2 separate regions of the Homo sapiens genome follow, and region 1 is linked to region 2. Evidence: read pairs that join two places in POLR2A ChIA-PET (ENCODE). Cell type or tissue: Panc1. All regions are shown on one strand. Links, peaks and the distances in the headings refer to the core of each region. The heading gives the core; the rest is flanking DNA.

Region 1 (8,707 bases), core at 2,438-4,937, 250 kb after region 2:
TAACCCCACAACAAACAATTTACCCATGTAACAAACCTGCACAGGTATCCACTGGACTTAAAATAAAAATTGGAAAGAAAAAATGAAAATAAAAAATAAAATTAAGTAAATAAATAAATAAACATCACCCAGAGTTAACAATCCACATTTGGTGTGTTTGCCTGGGGTATTTTTCTGTGTATATAAACATACCTTTGTTAAAAGAAAGGATGATCATACTTATGACTCAAGGGCAGTGGTTTCTCTTTTCACCAAGGGACCCCGAGTCCCTCCAGACAACCTGCAGATCCTACAGCGTTTCTCTCATCCCTGCAATGGAAAGAGAGTCTCACATTCAAAAACAGTTGAAAATAAGCCTAAGAGTAGCCTCCTGGGTTTCCAAATAAGGAGACCTTGGAAATAGAACCTGTTCTACCTGATAGAGGCCTTCAAACTTTCTGCTCTGCAAGCCATTTTGGAAAGACAATTTTCCCTTACGGATCACCTTGTCTATGTAAAACGATTTTTTAAAATTAAAATTGAGAAGATTTCCACTTAGTAAAACATATATTGCTACAACCATTATTGTTAAAATGCATATTTGTAGGCCCTTTTAAATGTGAAACTGAATTTGCTGTAGGAAATACTTTTGAAAACCTCACATTTTTCTGTGGCAGGTCCATGAATCACCAAAGGTACCCATGTAGAACGTAAATGCAAATATGTTCCTCTGGGTTCTTTCAGTATCTGACAAAATGTCATCTTTTCATCAATGTTACCAAGTTATCCTTTGCTTCTGCCCTGAAACAGGTGTTTTCTGGCTGTCAGAAATTGTCTGGGTCTCTTCTCCTCTATAACATCTGGCCCCTCCTGCCAGATTCTGCCTCAACCTTGATTTCTCCAATAACCCAGCTTAACCCAGATTAGGGGTAAAACTCCAGGGCTCTGGACCCTTGGGAGGGGGCACCCAATGCTCACATGGCTTAGAGTGCATTGTTAGGAGAATGTGTCCTAACAGTGATGTCACTTGAGTGGCACTCAACACTTAGTTCTCAAGCGAAGCTGCAGTGGCAGGATGGCCCAGCTGGGCTCAGCAAGGGTGGTTCTACCTGCTCTCCCATCCCTGTGGCAACTGCCTTGGATCAGTCAGGGATCTCCAGAGAAAGAACACCAATAGAAGATATATAGACATATATAAGAGGAGATTTATGATGGGAATTGACTCATTCAATCATGGAGGCAGAGAAGTCCCATAATCTGCCATCTGCAAGCTGGAGAATCAGGAAAGCTGGTGGTATCATTCAGCCCCACGCCAAAGGCCTGAGAACCAGGAGCTCAGATGTCTGAGGGCAGGAGAAGATGGACGTCCCAGCTCAAGGACAGAGAGTATTTGCCCTTCTTCAGCCTTTTTGTTCAGTTTTGCCCCTCAACAGATTAGATGGTACCAGGGAACATTGGTGAGGGCAGATCTTTACTCAGTCTACTGGTGCTAATGCTAATCTCTTCTGGAAACACCCTTGCAGACACACCCAGAAAGAATGTTTGACCAGCTGTCTGGGCATCTATAGGCCCAGTCAAATTGACACATAAAATTAACCCTTGTGTTTTTTGTTTGCTAGTTTGTTTGTTTTGACAGTGTCTTACTCTGTCACCCAGGCTGGAGTGCAGTGGCATGATCTTGGCTCAGTGCAGCCTCAACCTCCCAGGTCCAAGCAATTCTCCCACATCAGCAGCCTCTGGAGTAGCTGGAATCACAGGCATGTGCCACTATAACTAGCTCATTTTTAAAATTTTTGTAGAAATGGGGTCTCACTCTGATACCCAGGCTGGCCTCAACCCCCTGAGCTCAGTCAGTCCTCCTGCCTCAGACTCCCAAAGTACTGGGATTACAGGTGTTAGCCACCATGCCCAGCCTCATGTGCTTCTTTTCACTTTTCACTCTTGCCACAGCCCAGATGTGTTCTTTCACACTTAACAGCCCAGATGTGTTCTTTCTCTCAGGCTGATGCGTGCTTCTGAACAGCTGACCCTGAGGCCTTCATCCACCTCTTGACCAGGACCCCCTCATCAGGGCTTCCATCCAGGTAAGGGTGTTGGACCATTTCCAGCTCAACCCCTTTCGAAAGCATGGCCTCTTTCTCTGTGGGCTCACCTCCCAGCACCCAAGGAGTCGACACCAGGACTCCAGAACCTACTTCAAAGCAACACAAGACCCCTTCCACTCTCCCAGCCCTACCATCTCACACACACACACACACACACACAGCCTCTCCTTCCATGGGCAGAAGTCAGTGTAGAGGCAGGAGCTCCAAGCCCTGAGACCATCAGGATAATTTCATTATGTCCTTCAGCCGGGCGCGATGGCTCACACCTGTAATCCCAGCACTTTGGGAGGCTGAGGCAAGCAGGTCACCTGAGGTCAGGAGTTTGAGGCCAGCCTGGCCAACACAATGAAACCCTGTCTCTACTAAAAATACAAAAATTACCCAGGTGTGGTGGTACACGCCTGTAGTCCCACGTACTCAGGAGGCTGAGGCACGAGAATCACTTGAACCCAGGAGGAAGAGGTTACAGTGAGCCGAGATCATGCCACTGCACTCCAGCTGGGTGACAGAGTGAGATCCTGTGTCAAAAAAAAAAAAAAAAAAAAAGTCCTTCATCTGTCACCAACAGAAACCTAGGATGCCCAGCTCATCCCTCGCCACTGGTTCCATTCTCCATAAGGCTTAGATGTCACCTATTAATGAGGCATCCCCAGAAAAGCACACCCATCTGTATTTCCTATCCTGTTCCCTGCTTTATTTTTCTCTATAGCAGGTTTCTCGCTTATAGCTTTCTTATTTATTTTGCTTATTTTCCAGCCTCTCCCACTAAAATATAAGTTCCACAAAAACAGATATCTTTGTTTTGTTCCTTGCTGTGTTCCCAGACCCTGGAACACAGTGTGACAGAGAGAGGGAGAAAGAGGCTTAACTTTCCATGAAGAAAAGTTTTAGAGGCCGGGCGCGGTGGCTCACGCCTGTAATCCCAGCACTTTGGGAGGCCGAGGTGGGCGGATCACTTGAGGTCAGGAGTTCGAGACCAGCCTGGCCAACATGGTGAAACTCCGTCTCTACTAAAAATACAAAAATTAGCCGGGTATGGTGGCGGGCTTCTGTAATCCCAGCTGTTCGGGAGGCTGAGACAGGAGAATTGCTTGAACCCGGGCACCAGAGGTTGCAGTGAGCTGAGATTGTGCAATTGCATTCTAGCCTGGGTGACCAGAAACTCCAGCTAAAAAAAAAAAAAAAGGTTTTAGAAAAGCGTTTCTCCTCTCAAGTTCCCTTGAGATGTGACTCAGACAATGTTTCCCTGCCAGCTTTTTAGAGTCCTTCCTCACTCTTAATGCACCAGACTTCCAGCTCCTCTCCCAAACCCTGGGAGTGCCAGAGCCCTCTGGGGTCAGTAGGGCCCCTGTGGGAAGCAGCTGTCACATTCCTCACGGGTTCACGTCTTGCCAGGGCCAGCACAGCAGTTATTGCAAACACTTTTTCAAAGATCTGTCAGGTGAGGAGCCCCCTTGGACCATGGCACAGCCCCTACTGGTTTCCCACCCTGAACCGTCTCCTTCCTGGGTTACAGAGGGCACTTGATGCAGGCCTGCCGAAAGGGAAAGTTGCGGAACTGAGAGAAGCAACTTTCTGATTACAAAACTGAAACGAATCTAAAGCCAAAAAGTTCTGCCTACTTACAGTGGCTGGTCTCCAGGCCACAGCCAATGCTTGCAGCTCAGAGCTGCAACCCAGTCATTGCAGGTGTGGCCACGGCTTTTGCTGGGAGGGGGCCTCAGGCAGCCTCTTCTGCCCCCACTGCCAACAGAGCTGAGAAACGCAGTGGGCATCGCCAGGGCTGCTGCTGGAGCGGGAGGAGGCAGGGCCCTTGCACCACAAGGCCTGGCAGAAGCACCTGGAGGCCAGCGCTTTGCGGGACTCGCCTTAGCCAGCTGAACAGAGCAAGGATTCCGATTCACGTGGGCCTGCACGGGTTTGGGGGAGAGGGGATGAAGAATGGGATTTAAGCAGGAGATAAGCAGAGGGAAGGAAAGGGAAACAGGCAGTGCCTAGCATAGGCCACCAGACAGTTACCACCATGCTAACAGAGTTATCATTAAATGCTTTAAGGGAAAAAAATCATTTTTTCTTTTTTCTTTTTTAACCAACCATACTCTGAACTCTGAGAAGCTAGAAAATCTTTTTCTCAAGTGGCCTAGTGGTTAAGAGTCAGGGAACTATTATACAGTTAGTCACACCTGGACTCAATTTTGTGCTCTGCCTCTTCCCCTCGGAGTCACCTTGAATAAATGTCTTCACTTCCCTAAACCTCCCTTTCCTCATCTATAAAAAGATGACAGTAGTTCCTACCTCTTAGGGTAGTTGTAAGGATTAAGTAAGGTAATGTTTCTAAAGCTCTTAGCACGGTGCCTGGCACACAGTAAATGCTAAGTTCCTCTGATTGCATATGTACTCTCTCAAATGGCAGCATTGTCAACATTCCCATGGTCAGCTACTTCTTCTGTAACTCCATTTATGTTAGATTTGAATCATGCAAAGTTATTTGCACAGCGAAGTAAAAGTTACTGCCATACTGCATGTAATCCAAAGCAAAAGTAAATGCTCCATTTCAACTATAAGCAGCTTTCCGTTCCTAGCACAACTCAAATGGAAAGATGTTGAAGTGACTTTTGCTTGTTTTTTATATTCACCAGAATTTTTCAGTATGATTTATACAGTAGCTTCATGCAGTTTGAGATCTCAGCCTCTCTTTGCTTTGCTGTCACCATTTTCAAATCTTCTAATCACATCCCATTCCCATCTCACTTCCAGTGTCACCACATTTCATTCCTTTGCTGTACTTCTTTTTTTTTTGAGATGGAGTCTCACTCCATTACCCAGGCTGGAGTGCAGTGGCACGATCTTGGCTCACTGCAACCTTCGCCTCCTGGGTTCGAGAAATTCTCCTGCCTCAGCCTCCCGAGTAGCTGGGACTACAGGCACGCACCACCATGCCCAGCTAATTTTTTTTGTATTTTTAGTAGAGACGGGGTTTCACCATGTTGGCCATGATGGTCTCCATCTCTTGACCTCGTGATCTGCCCACCTTGGCCTCCCAAAGTGCTGGGATTACAGGTATGAGCCACCGCGCCTGGCCCTGCTGTACTTTCATCTCTGTAAAATGGTACCATCTCTGTACCATTTTTGTAAAATGTCTTGTGAGTTTATCACTGGAGGACAAGGAGGAAACACAACCAAGTACTTTACTGTCGGTGCCTGAACTGAACAACAGAGGTGCAATAACCAGTCACCAACAGACTTTTTAAGTAAGTGACATGGTTGGTCACTGATTGTGATGTGGGCATGTAATTTACCTAGTAATTTGTGGACTGAAGAGCTAGCAGCAAAGTTTGTACTTTATTCAATTACTCATAGTTCATATACTGTGGTAACTGTAATTGTACCATGTTATTGAAGGACTGGTGTTCTCAACTAAACCGTAGTAACTAAAATTTGTGCATATTGGAACTGTATAAGGCCAGCTCTGTGTGTAATGATGATGGGTGTTGGATGGCTTGCCATATGCCAGGCCTTGCTCTAGGTGTTTTACTCATATAATCCTTCCTACCCTTTGAGGAAGGTAGCATTACTGATCCCCATATTACAGAGGAGGAGACTTAGTCACAAAGAGATAACATGCCCAAAGGCATGTGGCTGGCAAGTGGCCTGTGTTTTTAATTACCATGCCATACTTCCATTATAGAGATGAGGATGCTGTATCAGGATCATGTGGCTCATAAGTGGTAGTGTGTGGGTGCTATCTATCACAGCTGCCTCTACCCCAGCCTACCTGGGAGGATCATCATTTCAACATAAAGTGGCTTTCAGCACTTCCCCAGCTCACAGAAAAAGAAAGATGCAGCCTCAAACACCACCTATGTTTCCCAATTTTATTTGTTAATTTTTTTAATTTTTTTTTTTTTGTAAGAATAGAGGCAGAGTCTCACTATGTTGCCCAGACTGACCTCAAACTCCTGGGCTCAAGTGATCCTCCCACCTCAGCCTCCCAAAGTTCTGGGATCACCCAGCTCACTGCATGAGCCACCATGCCTGGCCTTTATCTGTTCATTTTTGCATATGTAATACATGGGCCAAAATTCAAAAAGAACAAAGACTACACCATCTCTGTCTCAGGATATCCCACCTTCCAGCCTCATTTTCCTCCCCAGAGGCACCCAGTGATACCAGTTTCTTCTCCCTCCACTCTGGAACATCCCATGTCACCCACCCCTCTCAGATATCTATTAAAAGTTTGATCAGGGGTGCGGTGGCTCACGCCTGTAATCCCAGCACTTTGGGAGCCCAAGGTGGGAGGATCACTTGAGATCAGGAGTTTGAGACCAGCCTGGCCAACATGTAGAAACCCGGTCTCTACTAAAAATACAAAAATTAGCCAGGCATGGTGGTGGGCGCCTGTGATCCCAGCTACTCAGGAGGCTGAGGCAGGAGAATCACGTGAACCAGAGAGGCAGAGGTTGCCGTGAGCTGAGATCACGCCACTGTACTCCAGCCTGGGCGACAGAGTGAGACTGTCTTAAAAAAAAAAAATAGAAAAAGAAAAAGAAAAAGAAAAACTTATGCCCAGAATCCTGGGTTATAGCAAATTTATTTATTTATTTATAGACGGAGTCTCTCTCTGTCGCCCAGGCTGGAGTGCAGTGGCGCCATCTCAGCTCACTGCAAGCTCCTCCTCCCGGGTTCACGCCATTCTCCTGCCTCAGCCTCCCTACCTACAGGTGCCCGCCACCACGCCCGGCTAATTTTTTGTATTTTTAGTAGAGACGGGGTTTCACCGTGTTAGCCAGGATGGTCTCAAACTCCTGACCTTGTGCTCCGCCCGCCTTGGCCTCCCAAAGTGCTGGGATTACAGGCCTGAGCCACTGTGCCCGGCCAACAATTTTAAATGTAAGAAAAAGTCACTAAGAAAAAGTTACTGAAGAATCAAAATCTTTTAAAAGTTATCTTTGGGTTATTTGTTTTGTTTCCAGGAATTTGAGAAGGATTTAAACACCATGAAGAAAAAGAGTTTGCTGTGAAATTTGTGGAGGGAAGAGCAATAAAAAGTCAACATCTCCCAGCGGGACAGGACGAGTGCGCTGCTATTTCCCGAAAGGCGCTCAGGAAGGGCCCTGCCTCCGGGTGGGGAGGAGAGGCGGGCAGCCTGGACTTAACCAGAGCCTGCCAGTTGCTCGTGTTTATTGAGGGCCATCTGCTCTCAGGGCCCTCAATCTTGTACTCGGTCTATTTGGAAAAGGATTTAAAGGGCAAAGAAAATAATATCTTCATCTACTATTCGGGCTTTTCCAGGACAATACTGATTTCAAATATTTTATCCTCCTGTCGCCTTAAGCTATCACAAATGTTTTAGAAATCCCAACTTCGTAGTGTCTAAATGGAATTTTCAGAATTGCCTGTAAACCTCTTACCTTCTGCAGCACAAAATCCTTTCTCTGAACACACATCTCAGATTTTTGGCTGGGATAATACAGTCATCATAGAATACTGAACAGAAGGAATTTCAAGGAAGGCAATTTAAAGTTAGAGGGAAGAGCAGTAAATGTAAAACTATAAACAAATAAAAATGAAATAATAGCTCGTTCTTATTGAGAGATTTAGTGCCGTGCTTATGGTTGTGGATACTGAAGCCAGTCTCTCTGGGTTCATATCCCAGCTTTGATACTTACTAGCTGTGTGACCTGGACAAGCCAGTTAACCTCTCTGTGCCTCAGTTTCCTCATCCACTAAAATGTGGAGAATGGTACAGGGTTATGAGGGTTTCGTGAGGCTTTTTTTTTTTTTTTTTTTTTTTGAGACAGAGTCTCGCTCTGTTGCCCGGGCTGGAGTGCAGTGGCACGATCTCGGCTCACTGCAAGCTCCGCCTCCCGGGTTCACGCCATTCTCCTGCCTCAGCCTCCCGAGTAGCTGGGGCTACAGGCGCCCGCCACCACGCCCGGCTAATTTTTTGTATTTTTAGTAGAGATGGGGTTACACCGTGTTATCCAGGATGGTCTCGATCTCCTGACCTCGTGATCCACCCACCTCGGCCTCCCAAAGTGCTGGGATTACAGGCGTGAGCCACCGCGCCCGGCCCTTGAAGCTTAAGTATATTACAACAGGAATTTAGAGCTGAGCCCGGGGCAAAGGAAGCACTTTATTCGGATTTGCTCTTGTCATTGGCCCTCACCCTGGGCGGGGTGGTAATCTATTTACACAAACGAACTCATTTAACCTTCACCACAGGCCCCCCCACCCCCAGACAGGTCCCCTCAGTATTCCTCCTGGGCATTTGAGGAACCTTAGACCCGCAGAGGCTAAGTGACTCACCTAAGTCACCCTCCTTGGAGGTGGAAGAGCCAGAATTCAATCCCAGGTCCCAGAACTTATGACCACCTTGCTCACTATAAACATAAGTGAACAAAAAGTGATAGAGATATTTTAAAGCAGTGCAAGTCCTTGCTTCTTTGTGACCTGAAACTCCATCGACTGCTCACCTGGTATTGCCCCTAAACCACTTTCAGTTGTGTTGATCCATCCACTTCTCAATATCAGCTGTCGATATTGAGTGGCCAATTTCCGCCAAACTCCGATTAAACTCTTGGCACATGCTGGAGTCAGCCTTCTGCCTTCCTGCAGAGAGC
Region 2 (8,707 bases), core at 2,132-4,631:
TTCCCTACCTCCTTCCAACTGAAAAAAAAAAAAAAAAAAACCTGTCCTAGGAATGTTTTGCCCAGGATTTGGTGCATTTGTATAGAACAGTATAATATACGTTAAAATAACAAATAACTTTGGTATCTCTTGAATACACTCAGAAACTAATTCTTCAGTGGTTTTGAAGTCTGCTTTGTTGAATCAATGTGCTTCTCCACCTGTGATGGAACATTATTATCAAAACCCTTTCCAAGGCAGGCTCAGGATTTAGCTGCCATCCCAAAACTGGAGGTCTCTGTCAAACAACTGATATTTGAGAACAAGTCTTTACACATTAAGTTCCAAGCCAATCATGAATTTCCAGGAAATTCACTTATGAAAGGGAATTTTATACCCTGCCTCTTCTCAGTGTGGATAACAGTCCCAGCTTTTAAAAAATACATTTATTTTACTCTCTCCAGACAAGAAAATTCCTAGAACTCAGTCGTTCTCTTGCCAGGTTAAATTCTGAGAGAGAAGGAATCCCCCAAAAGGTTCTAAACATCACTGGCCATCAGAAAGTATCTGTGTCAAAAGCATTTTTCCACAAGCTGCAGGTCCCACCCTGTTGCTGCGCTCTCTCATTCTCTTCTCCCAACTGCTTGCCTCTGCTGCTCATCACTGCCAGTTTGTAATAGTTGCTTAAGTAAGTACAGGTACTCCACCTCTTACTCCACCCCTCCCTCACCAAACTAGGTTTTGGACCCATCTTTGCTTATCCCAAAAGTTAAAGACAAGTTCTGTTCAACAAAAGATTAGACAGAACAATCGTTATGATCTGTTATACAACAAGTAACAGGGCCTTGTCAGTGCATTGTTTTCTTGTATATAGCCTCGGTCAAATTCTTAACCATCAGCTAGAGCTATGGGGACTCGGGTGTCCCGGGGCAAGAAGGAGTCAACCCTTAGACTATGGAAAAGATCAAAATGAAAGTTAAAGTGAGTACATGAGTGGCCATTTTATTGAGAGATTAGCTAGATCAAAGTTAATGAACGTGAATGCTATCACATTTCCTAAGTTGTGAACATTCATGTAGAAACTGGTTTGAAATTTACTACCATTTTATTATGACTGTAATAAAAATAATAGCCAAAGTGTAATAGTGCTGAGCACCAGGCCTCATGCAAAACTCTTTACCTCCACCATTTAATTCTCAAATCAAACCTTTGAGGTGGATCCTGTTATTACGGTGGGGAGATCTGTGGAGTTCCAGCAAGGGGTTGAGGCACTCAGAAGGCTTAGCATAAGCTACTTACCAAATAGTTTAGAAATTTTTCTATCTCTACCAACGTGTACCAACTGACTGTCAGCCATGGAAGCATTCTGAATAATTGTTAATTGTTCTCGTTGTTTTATAATTGTTGCTCTAGCTACATTTCACTTACAGGATCCGATTTTCCAGGAAGTCATCCAAAGGGCAGCATTGTTATTGCCAAGAGCAAGAAGGGGTGACCTTGAGATAATCATTTTACCCATCTGGGCCTCAGTTTTCTCATTTGTAAAATAAAAGGGTTGGACTAGGTAAGTTTTAGTTGTTCGTCAGTTCTAAAACTATAAATCTAGCCAACTTGACACACCATTGACAATAACTACAAAAATGAAATATAGGGAAAAAAAGTCTATATTTTCATTTTTATTTTTTAGAGACAAGGTCGCAGAATGTTGCCAAGGCTCGTCTTGAACTCCTGGCCTCAAGCTGTACTCTTGCCTCAGCCTCCTGAGTAGCTAAGAATCTATATTTTCAAATTCAATGTGTTTTAAGTCACTTTTGAGCCAGCTCCTTAAACAAACTCTATACCTACTCATTAAAAAGCCAGAGCAAATCTTTCCCATTACAAGAGTAAATGAAGTGATTGATTTAAAGACTGATGAAACTAGCCAGACTATCCCTCCCTATGACTTGCCTCCATGGCTGAAATTTCTGTCTTCTCCACTGGGATAAAGCAGCATATAGTTCACACTATTGATTTCTAATTGAACATTCACTCCCGTCCTTCCTTATTAATAGGGCTGTTTATTTTTGTTTTCATCTGCCAATTCTTTAGGTAACCACCCAAAACTCCAACTACAGAAAGGCAACTCAATTAGCCAATAAATGGGTTCCCTAATATGGTAGGAGATTTATCATGCTTACTCTCTCTTTCCAGACATACAAAAAGATTATATTTTTCCACACCCACCCCCAGATACCCTCCTCCCCTTGCAGTTGGGCTGGACCATGTGACTGACTAGCTATAGCCACCAGTCTGTAGTGGGTTGTGGGCAGAAGTGGTATGTGTCAATTCCAGGTAGAACAGTTCATGGCCAGCGTAAGTCCTTACAGTGTTTACTCTTCTCCAGACTCAAGACCAGTATTATCTTGAAAGTATCGGTAAAGCCTCTCTCGGCTTAACTTCCAAAAAAAAGGACAAGGTAGAGCAGCCTGCCTCCCATTTTCATCTGGTTTTAATAAGAAATACACCTTTGTAGTTTAAGCCACTGAGATTTGGGGGCATTTTTCAATGCAGTATGACCTAGCATCTAGGTTATGCTAGACTAGAATATGCTAGAATTAGAATAGTCCTAGACTATTCTAATTGATACACTTGAAAACCATTAGGACCAGGATAAACTGGCCCAATCAGACTGAAGGAAAGGATTTTCAGTCCATATCTGGGGGAAGGAGTTCTCTCTTTCCTGCCAGATATGAGCAAGTCAACCTGTAACCCAGATTGCCATTGGCAGCAATCTTGCAAGAGGAACTAACCTGAAAATGAAGTCAACCTACTGGCGATGGCAGACAGATAGAAAACCCTTGCAGATTTGATTGAGCTGTGGTCATACCACTCCTGAAAACTATTCTTTCCTGGACTATTAATTCTACAAAATAATAATTATGTTTGTTTGTTCCCACCATAACACTGTAAGCAAAAACTCTATCTTGTATATCTTTAATTTCATCTCAGTTCCTAACACAGATATGTCTCAAGAAGCACTAAAACGTATTGGATATAGCCAGCAATTATGGCTCATACCTTCACCTCAACATTTTGGGAAGCCAAGGTGGGAGGATCACTTGAGGCCAGGAGTTCAAGACCAGGCTGGGCAACCATAGCAAGACCCCTGTCTCTATTTTTTTAAATATATTGGATACATTAAAAACATTTTAATGTAATAGATCATACTCTTGCCTTCAGAAAAAAAAGTATTATCTGTATTAACAAGGAGAGAGAGTAATTTGATTCAATCCAATCTTCTTACAGATGAAGAGATTAAAACCTTGTAAGACATTACAAGGTTTATCAAGCTCATATAGCTTTGGTATGGCAAAATTGAAGTAGGGAAATAGCTAATAATTTCTTCATCAAAATTGACCATAGTTTCCAACTTAGGATAGAGAAGTATTGAGCCAGTATATTACTCTCAGACTTACTAGCTTTTTTGTAACCACATCACACCAATCTGGTTCAACTTTTATGTAACAAAGTTGTGAGTTGTTTTTCAGTTACCAATGGCCCCCCAGTTTGAAGGTCACCTAACCTGAACATGCCCAGATGAACCGAGTCTGCAACTACAGCGGGAACCTAAGTGCTCTGACTGAGGAGTGAGGACTGAATTAAGAAGGGGACACCACATTGTAGGATCCAGGATCTAATCGTATCAAGCTTGGCATCACCCCATGGCAGGATCCAATCAAATCATACCTCCCAGCATCACCTCATTGCAAGATCCAATCAGATCACATCTCATGACTTTATGCTTATAAAACCTGGCCCAGGCCAGGCGCTGTGGCTCACACCTATAATCCCAGCACTTTGGGAGGCCGATGTGGGCAGATTACTTGAGGACAGGAGTTCAAGACCAGCCTGGCCAACATGGTGAAACTCTGTCTCTACTAAAAAAATACAAAAATTAGCTGGGCGTGGTAGTGGGCACCTTTAATCTCAGCTACTTGGAAGGCTCAGGCAGGAGAATCATTTGAACCCAGGAGAAGGAGGTTGCAGTGAGCCGAGATTATGCTACTGCACTCCAGCCTGGGCAACAGAGCAAGACTCCATCTCAGAAAGAAAGAGAGAAAGAGAGAGAGCGAGAGACGAAAAGAAAAGAAAAGAAAAAGAAAACAAGCCCTGCACAGGGAGACAGAGTTGAGCATATCTTCCTGTCTCCTTGCGGTTGACTTGCAATAAAGCTTTTATTTTCTCAAAAGCCAGTGCCATGGTATTGGCCATTGGCCTCTATGCACATTAAACAGTGCTCAGTTACAATCTGACCTTGGGCAAGTTACTTAACCTCTCTGAGCTCTGGTTTTTCCATCTATAAGAAGGGATGATGTCCCCTAGCTCATGGGGTTGTATAAAATAAATGACTCAACATACAAAAAGCACTTAGTACAATTCTTGACATATAGTAAATGTTGTATACATTGCAGCCCTATTAAATGATGTTTATTCATAGCTAAACCATTTTTATGCATTAGGATAGATCCTGTTCTCCTTTACCATTCATTTAATTCAGACCATCGACCTGTATTTTATCATCTCATATAATTTTAACGTATACCTATATTAGTGTGTGGCCAGCACCCACCTTTCCTATAGGAACTACTGCTCTCATGCCCACATTTTTATTATGATGGCAGCGAGAGCTGTGTGACCGCTGTCCATTGCCCACACCTAATTGGTCAAGAGGGGGACACCTGACCCAAGATGGGACAATGAACCCATTCCTCCAGAATGTTTATAGATGTGAGAAGAGAGATTATCTCAGGCCTCACCTAGATATAAAATCTGGGAGAAGTCATTAGTCATTTGCCAAGTGGAGAAACTCATTCTGCATTAGAGAATAAAGTCAGTGGAAAGAGGAAGCAGAGAAGACAGAAGTATCCTTATACTGGAATTCTCAGTTCCAGGTTTTGCTGACCAGTAGTTGAATTTCTGCCTTTTCTTCTGCTTAGGCTCCTCTGTTTCTAGGCTTTCCCTGTATCCTTCCAATATTGTTTCCATCTTGCCTAAGCTATTTCCAGGTAGGTTTATTGTAGATGCAATTAATGCAATAATATGCTCTATTATCATAAAGTAAAAAAAATAAGAAGAGGAAAAATTTTTAGATGTATTACTTTTCATTAATGACCTGGATGATACCACTAAGAATATGACCATCAAGTTTATGAAAGTGAATCAACAAATTTTTATAAGATACTAACTATATGTAAGCTCCCAGTAGAAGACACTTCAGATTTACCTTCCTATATCTTTTCTCATTTTTCCATAATCACAAATCCCCATTTCTGGATAGTCCTATTGGAACTCAACTAAAATCTTACTTTTCCTAGTCTCCCCTGCAATGGATGTGGCTGCATGACTAAATTCTGCCTATTGAGATCTAAGCAGAAATATTGTGCAGTGCTTACATTTTTTAAAAAAATCATGAAAATGAAGGAGATGCACCCTTCTTATCGCTTCTCTCCATCCTATTACCTGAGGCATGATGATGTGATGACTGGAGCCCTTTCAGCCATCTTGGACCATGAGGAGGATAGCTGTACCCTGGGAATAACATAATAGTGACTGGGAGGGAGCTGGCTCCTTGACAACTTTGTCAAGCCTCCACGCCAATCCTGGATTGCTCATTTCCAAAATTATTTTGTGTAAGCTGCTGTTTTATTTAAGCCACTATTATCTAGGTTTTACTGTTATATGCCACTAATTCTGATACTATTGATACAATAATACCATTGCAGTTTAATAAATTCTGATACTATTGATACAATACCATTGCAATTTAATAAACTATATTGAGTTAGGCTGGATCAATAAGGCTGTATAAAAAGGAGCAAGGCCGGCGCCGGGTGCAGCAGCTCACGCCTGTAATCCCAGCACTTGGGGAGGCTGAGGCAGGCAGATCACGAGGTCAAGAGATCGAGACCATCTTGACCAACATGGTGAAACCCCGTCTCTACTAAAATACAAAAAATTAGCTGGGTGTGGTGGCACATGCCTGTAATCCCAGCTACTTGGGAGGCTGAGGCAGGGGAATTGCTTGACCCGGGAGGCAGAGGTTGCAGTGAGCTGAGATTGCGCCACTGCACTCCAGCCTGGCGACAGAGCAAGACTCTGTCTCAAAAAGAAAAAAAAAAGAAACAACGCTGGGTGCAGTGGCTCACACCTGTAATCCCAGCACTTTGGGAGGCCGAGGTGGGTGAATCACAAGGTCAGGAGTTCGAGACCAGCCTGGCCAAGATGGCAAAACCCCATCTCTACTAAAAATACAAAAAAATTAGCTGGGCGCTATGGTGGGCGCCTGTAATCCCACCTACTCAGGAGGCTGAGACAGGAGAATCATTTGAACTCAGGAGGCAGAGGTTGCAGTGAGCCGAGATCACACCACTGCACTCCAGCCTGGACAACAGAGTGAGACTCTGTCTCAAAGAAAAACAAACAAACAAATCTGGCCCCGCACAGTGGCTCACACCTGTAATCCCAGCACTTTGGGAGGCTAAGGCGGGTGGATCACCTGAGGTCAGGAGTTCGAGACCAGCCTGACCAACATCGTGAAACCCTGTCTCTACTAGCGCCTGTAATCCCAGCTACTCAAGAGGTTGAGGCAGGAGAATCACTTGAACCCGGGAGGTGGAGGTTGCACTGAGCCGAGATCATGCCATTGCACTCCAGCCTGGGCAAGAAGAGCAAAACTCCATCTCAAAAAAAAAGAAAAGAAAAAGAAACAAATCTAGAAAGGCTCTTGAAAGAACTATTACAGAAACAAGTACATATTATTATATTTTAAAAATTAAAAATCCAAAAATAGACAATCTGGGGAAGGATGGGTAGGAGCAAGGTCATAAGGAAAAATTGCAGCCAAAAAAAAAAAAAAAAATTAACCACTATCAGTATGATATAAATACTTGCTCCAGCAAGAATAAACCTTGCTAAAGTCACTAAAGTTCCAATGTTCAGCTTTTCAGAGGCAAAAATTCTACCTTATATGTTAACCCAAGGGCAAATTAGAGTCTGATGGGAAAACACTAACTCTAACCAAACTGACAAAAGTCTGAAAAACCAGAGGCCCTCTTGAAAGCAGAGATCCTGCCTATCTGTCTTGATCCCCACCATGTAGCATATTTATTGAATGAGTTAATTAATTTTCATTGCAATATAACTGCCAACAGGATTGAGAAACATAACCTCTGGTTAGTCAGGATCTTCTAGTTTCCATGGGAACAAGGCCATATAAAATCATGGTTCAGAATGTTGATTCTAACTATATTTGAATCCTTGCTCACCAATTAATAGCTGTGAGACCTTGGGAAACTTTAAAACTCTCTGTCTCATTTTTTCATATCTGTAAAGTAGGAATAATAATAGTATCTACATCATAGGGTTGTTGTTAGTATTAAATAAGTTATTACATATAATACTCCTAAGAACAGAGCCTGACACTGAATAAGTACACCATAAATATTAGCCATTTATGGCTCTACAAAAATCCTAAACTAAAGCAAGCCTTTGCAGACCCTATAATTATCTGATCTAAATCCAAAATCAAGATAACATGAAAACAGAATCTAAGGAAGCAGAAGAAAGAAGTGATTGACAAGATTTCCTAGACCAAAGTCTGAATGTCATTTCAGTTCTGCAGTACATGCTATAACACAACTGTTGGTATTTAAAGCAAGGACTAAAGGTTCTAAAAACAACTCCCTATAAATTGTGCTGGTGTGATTTACAAGTAGACTTATAAACCTACATAGATAGAGGTCAAGTGGGGTTAACTTGTATTTATTTCAAGACTGATCATTTAGTTTAAAATATACTCCAGGCGGGCACAGTGGCTCACACCTAAAATCCCAGCACTTTAAGAGGCTGAGGCAGGAGATTGTTTGAGCCCAGGAGTTGGAGACCAGCATAGGCAACATGGCAAGAACCCCATCTCTACAATTTTTTTTGCTTTAGACGGAGTCTCACTCTGTCACCCAGGCTGGAGTGCAGTGGCGCGATCTCGGCTCACTGCAAGCCGCCTCCCTAGTTCATGCCATTCTCCTGCCTCAGCCTCCCAAGTAGCTGCGATTACAGGCGCCTGCCACCACGCCCAGCTAATTTTTTGTATTTTTAGTAGAGACGGGGTTTCACCGTGTTAGCCAAGATGGTCTCGATCTCCTGACCTTGTGATCCACCCGCCTCGGCCTCCCAAAGTGCTGGGATTACAGGTGTGAGCCACCACGCCCAGCCCCAGATTTTTTTTTTTTAATTAGCTGGGCATGATGGTGCATGCCTGTGGTCCTAGCTACTTTGTAGGCTGAGGTGGGAGGATAACTTGAGCCCAAGGTTGAGGCTGCAGAGAGCTGTGTTCATGCACAGCATTCCAGCCTGTGGGACAGAACAAGACCCATTCTCAAAAAAAAAAAAAAAAAAAAAAAAATCACACTCCATCTTTTGGGCTCCTACACTCACATATCAAAGGGCTGAGAAGACTATGCAACTTACTTGAGCTCTTTAAAGTGCAAGGACCCAGGAATCACTCAGTTTACTTCAAAGAAAGAGGGGCTTGTTTAAAAACACAAGAACTGAGACTTACCCCAGAGCTGAAACACTGTCGGATACTGAGGCACCTAAAAAGCTGCGCCTCCATGTCTCTCACGTTTCCGCATTCCCCATGGCATTCCTTTTCCTGCTCTTCTCTCACTACCAACTCAATCCCTTTTTTTTT

Evidence for each region. ChIA-PET counts read pairs that join two places held together with the same protein. Peaks named below come from ENCODE experiments on the same cell type or tissue, not always from the same donor. Only the 100,000 strongest peaks of a DNase experiment are listed, where the experiment ranks them.
Region 1: POLR2A ChIA-PET joins it to region 2 with 13 read pairs; 21 of 35 experiments call an interaction of 5 or more read pairs at or near these places.

The regions. Positions count from the first base shown.
Region 1 is chr14:65,151,831-65,160,537 of GRCh38, reverse strand. It overlaps LOC124903329 (a long non-coding RNA gene), which reads left to right and starts at 1,981. Exons shown (of 2, transcript XR_007064206.1): 1 at 1,981-2,063; 2 at 7,058-8,707. In Panc1, for the core only: no CTCF peak of the experiment used is centred there; no DNase peak of the experiment used is centred there.
Region 2 is chr14:65,401,909-65,410,615 of GRCh38, reverse strand. It overlaps FUT8-AS1 (FUT8 antisense RNA 1), which reads left to right. Exons shown (of 1, transcript NR_024334.1): 1 at 1-24. It also overlaps a transcript of FUT8 not described here. Among named protein-coding and RNA genes, the nearest start is that of FUT8-AS1, 6.4 kb to the left of the region's middle. In Panc1, for the core only: no CTCF peak of the experiment used is centred there; no DNase peak of the experiment used is centred there.